2 separate regions of the Homo sapiens genome follow, and region 1 is linked to region 2. Evidence: read pairs that join two places in POLR2A ChIA-PET (ENCODE). Cell type or tissue: GM12878. All regions are shown on one strand. Region 1 overlaps BTBD1 (BTB domain containing 1). Region 2 overlaps HDGFL3 (HDGF like 3).

The links. ChIA-PET counts read pairs that join two places held together with the same protein. Peaks named below come from ENCODE experiments on the same cell type or tissue, not always from the same donor. Only the 100,000 strongest peaks of a DNase experiment are listed, where the experiment ranks them.
Region 1: POLR2A ChIA-PET joins it to region 2 with 5 read pairs; 13 of 35 experiments call an interaction of 5 or more read pairs at or near these places.

What each region holds. Positions count from the first base shown.
Region 1 is chr15:83,054,038-83,056,537 of GRCh38, reverse strand. BTBD1 (BTB domain containing 1) reads left to right here. Exons shown (of 8, transcript NM_025238.4): 2 at 1-149. All of the region lies in intron 1 of LOC124903542 (a long non-coding RNA gene), which reads right to left. Among named protein-coding and RNA genes, the nearest start is that of BTBD1, 12 kb to the left of the region's middle. In GM12878, no CTCF peak of the experiment used is centred here; no DNase peak of the experiment used is centred here.
Region 2 is chr15:83,201,974-83,204,473 of GRCh38, reverse strand. All of the region lies in intron 1 of HDGFL3 (HDGF like 3), which reads left to right. Among named protein-coding and RNA genes, the nearest start is that of HDGFL3, 4.6 kb to the left of the region's middle. In GM12878, no CTCF peak of the experiment used is centred here; no DNase peak of the experiment used is centred here; H3K4me3 peaks cover 1,301 bases; H3K27ac peaks cover 1,644 bases.

The DNA.
Region 1 (2,500 bases), 150 kb after region 2:
ATTCAGATGAAGTTCAAATTGGTCCAGAAACAGTTATGACCACTCTTTATACTGCCAAGAAATACGCAGTCCCAGCCTTGGAAGCACACTGTGTAGAATTTCTCACCAAACATCTTAGGGCAGATAATGCCTTTATGTTACTTACTCAGGTAAGTAAATGTAGCTAAGGTATGTATCATTGTAGTTTTAAAATTGAGTAAACTATATATGGGCATTTAATATTTCCTGGAGAATTCTAGATTATAATTTTAAAGTATATAAAATGATTTTTATAATACAAATCAGGGAAACATGTCAGATATGTAAGATTTTAGAATTGAAAAGTGTATTAGAGGCCATGGATGGTGGTTCACGCCTGTAATTCCAAGACTCTGGAATGCTGAAGCGGGTAGATCACTTGAGGTCAGGAGTTCAAGACCAGCCTGGCCAGCATGACCCCGTCTCTACTAAAAATATAAAAATTAGCCGGCTGTGGTGGCGCGGGCTTGTAATCCCAGCTACTCAAGAGGCTGAGGCAGAAGAATCGCTTGAATTGGGGTGGCGGGGCAGACACCCTGGGAGACAGAGCGAGACTCCATCACAAAAAAAAGCATGTTAGAGTTAATACGGTGCTGAATCATATAGGTGAAGAAGCTAAAGCCTTATACATATAAGTGGGGTGTTGTGACTCAAGGTTAGATAACTATTTAGAATTGGAGTTGAGATTGAGATCCAGTATTGTTTCTACTTATGATTGAGAGTATGACAGCATGAAATTTTATGAATGTCTTTGTTCTCAAATTTTGCTGGATCTGGAATAAAGATGGAATATTTCAAGTTCTGAAAAGTTCTAAAATTAACGATCTTTGGACCTGTAATCTGGAAACTTGCTGATCTACTGCTGGAGGAGTTAAAGTTTTAGGTTTATGTGAAATATTCTTTTTCTGACATTTTTAAGTTTTCACTAAGTATAGGATCCATATAGAAAACTACATAGATTGTGGCTGGGCAAGATGGCTCAAGCCTGTAATCCCAGCACTTTGGGAGGCCAGGTGGGCGGATCACTTGAGGCCAATAGTTAGAGACCAGCCTGGCCAACAAGGCAAAACCCAGTCTCTACTAAAAATAAAAAAATTAGCCGAGCATGGTGGCACATGCCTGTAACCCTGGCTACTTGGGAGGCTGAGGCAGGAGAATAGTTTGAGCTTGGGAGGTGGAGGTTGCAGTGAGCCGAGATTGCGCCATTGCAGTCCAGCTTGGGTGACAGAGGGAAACGCTGTCTCAAAAAAAGAAAGTACACGTATTCTAAGTGTATAGTCTAATGAATTTTTACAAACCGAACACAACTGTGGAACCTTTAACCAGTCCTTAACATATAGTATTTAGCATTTGTTATATGTGTGTAATCTGAGCTTTATACTTTGTATATCAACAGTTTTTTTCTTTTTAGACAGTGTTGTAATCCTGTGTAAAAATTGTTTTTAAAATTCTAAGGTGATAAAATATCCCATTTGACATTAGTACTGGAAATAATTATTGATGGCCCCTAGCTCAACCCTCTCATTTTACAAACGGGAAAATTAAAACCTGGGGTAATTAACTGCCTTTCCAAACCCTCATAGGCTAGGTAGGGCCATGGCCCAGAGCTCTTGTTTTCCAGTTCAGTGTTCATTCTATCATTTAGAAAATGTTTGGTACCAGCCGGGCGCGGTGGCTCATGCCTGTAATCCCAGCACTTTGGGAGGCCGAGGCGGGCAGATCATGAGGCCAAGAGATCGAGACCATCCTGGCCAACATGGTGAAACCCCGTCTCTACTAAAAATACAAAAATTAGCTGGGCGTGATGGCACGTGCCTGTAGTCCCAGCTACTCAGGAGGCTGAGGCAGGAGAATCGCTTGAACCCGGGAGGCAGAGTTTGCAGTGAGCATAGATCACACCACTGCCTTCCAGCCTGGCGACAGAGCGAAACTCTGTCTCAAAAAAAAAAAAAAAAAGAAAAAATGTTTGGTACCTTTTAAAAACATCTTCTCTCATGAGGTATTTGTAGTTACAGAAGAAAGAACATTCTGATGTCACCTCTTCTTGGACATAATTACAGAACTCCACGTATGCCAGACCCCAAGCTATCCCCTTTACATATATTATGGCACTTACTCCTCACTATGATGCTGTGATGTAGTTTAATATTATTGTCCCTTTTTTTCTTTTTTCTCTTTTTTTTGAGGCAGATTCTAACTCTGTTGCCCAGCCTGGAGTGCAGTGGTGCAGTTCGGCTCACTGCAACCTCCACCTCTTGGGTTCAAGTGATTCTCCTGCCTCAGCCACCCGAGTAGCTGGGATTACCAGTGCGTACCACCACGCCTGGCTAATTTTTTTATTTTGGTAGGAACGGGGTTTCCCCATGTTGGCCAAGCTGGTCTCAAACTCCTGACCTCAAGTGATCCACCTGCCTTGGCCTCCCAAAGTGGTGGGATTATAGGCGTGAGCCACCGTGCCTCGCCTATTATCTCCTTATTCTCT
Region 2 (2,500 bases):
TCCCTCTATCTACATAATAGTTCCTCTTATTTTAATGCATTTCAAGGTAAGTTGCACACATCGCCATAATTTACTCCTAGACACATGCATGCCATTAACCTAGTGGTTAATACTTTGAATGGATCCTTTTCTCTTTTGAGGTAAAATTTACATGGAATGGAATGTACTTACCTTAACTGTACCATTCGGTGAGTTTGACAAATGTATACATTGGTATAATATAAATATAGCTCTCTATATGATATATGTCTGATATATATAAGTATATGTGATACATATATATAATATAAATACATAAATACATTGACATAATACCTACCAAGGTATAGAACAGTGCCTACGAAAGTACTCTCATGCCTCTTTCTGGTAGATTCCTGTCCTCCTCCTTCCTTCTCCCCCATTGTTCAGATGTATTATTCTAACATTAAATAGCAGCTGGCTGTTTCTCATCTAGTATGCCTAATTTTGTGTGGCTTTAAAAATTAGAAGTTCATCTATGTTATGGATTAGCTAGCTTAATGTTAAAAAGTACTGAGGCTAAAACGAGTCTCTGATCGCTTTTGTTTGTGTACCCTGTTGGTAAAATAATTTGAGCATACATCACTAATATATCTAAATTTTCTTTATATATACATGTGCTTTCTGTTACTACTATATACAGCATAAAATAAACACAAAAAGAAACTAAAAGGGATGACATGATGAAAACAATATGTTTTAAAATTTTCATTGCACAATATCGTTAACAGTAATAATACTTATTATTACTTATAGGTTAAGTTCATATTTTTTAAAGTCTTAATTTTTGGAATATTTTCTGCCTGCTTCTTGTGAGATTTGACTAGATGGATGGTCATTGTTCTTAACTTCCGAAGAGATTTTCTAGAATAGAAGTGTCAGCTTAGACATTTACCTTGTTGTTTGCTTGCATCTACATTACTAATATTATTTTTGTGTAGGAATCTTTCTTTTTTTTAGCCACCTGTTCATTTGGTGAGAGCTAGTTCAGTTAGAAGTAGATATTCCATAATCCTGCTCAACCGGGCACACACCAAATGGCAGTAAATCACAGTATACTCAACGTGAATAAACATAACCATCTGAATAAGAATACTATTAATAGTGTCAACTTGCATATAAAATACTAGTAAAATTTACTTTTTAGCTAAAAGAGTAAGAAACTGAAATCAAAATTCTGTTTTCTTCCCATACCCCACCCAAACCTTCCGCTGAGATGTGAGCACTCTGCTTATGTTACCCCCTACTCTAAAAGGTCAGAAAACAATGTAAACGAAAAGCCTCAAAATTATTGTGCTTTAACTAAAGCACTTTTTTACACTTAAAAACTTTATATGAGAATTATCAAATATTGCTAGTAGAGTGTATTGATAGTTACTTAAGAAAACTGACTTAATCTACATATGCTTACCTTGTGACCTAGCAGTCTCTTCTAGGCATATACCCAAGAGAAATGAGTGTTTATATTCACCAAAATACTGTACAAGAATGCTCATACATAACAACTTTCTTCATGATAGAACAGGAAACAACCCAAATGTCCATCAGCAGGAGAATGAGTAAACAAATTTGTAGTATATTCACATAGTGGAGTACTATTTGACAATAAAAAGGAATAAATTACTGATACAGTGGTCACTGGTTTGTAGTGGGTAGAAAGGAGTTATTGAATAGGAGAAGGCACTGGAAATGTTCCCTGTCTTGATCTGGATGGTGTTACATGGATGTGTACATATGTAAAAATGTATCAAGCTGTACATTTAAGATTTGTGCACTATACTGTATGAAAGTTATACCTCAATTTAAAAAACACATTTTATATGAGTTAGGGAGAAAGGAGAACTAATACTTCTACATGGATTAAATTTCACTATTTTTAGCTTTCAGTGAGTTGTTTTTTTTCCTTCGAGTCCTCACTCCTACCAAGCTGCATCTTCCTATTCCCTTTTGACTTATTATAGAAACTTCATTTTCTACTTTAGAGCATTCTCTTTAGACTTTCTTTGAGTTCTGGTTTCAGCCTGTCTGGTTTGTTTACCTGCATCAGTGTCTTTCTCTTCCTTTAATATTAAATCACTGCTTATCATATTTTTGATCTAGCTTTCTTTAACCTCTCACTTTGTAAAGCATAAGAATAAAGCATTTGACCTTCCTATTTATATAGCTTCAAGAGCTGAGCTCTTACTGAACTTTTGTTGAGCACCTACTGTATGTAAGGCACAGGGGTATAGTTTTTTCATATCTCTAGCAATAGATTAAATTTGCAGCAATTCTAAAACATGATTATGAAGTGTTTCCATACCCTTTATTAATATAAATATTTGTTGGGAATCTTCCTTTTCTGATCCATAGCACTTTCAGGTTTTTTGCATTTGACAATGATCTACTAAGAAGGTGATAAATTTATTTCTGGAGACCAGGCCACATTATTTTCAGAGAATCATTTGGGACTTAAGTTCTTTTTAATCTCAACATAAAGTAA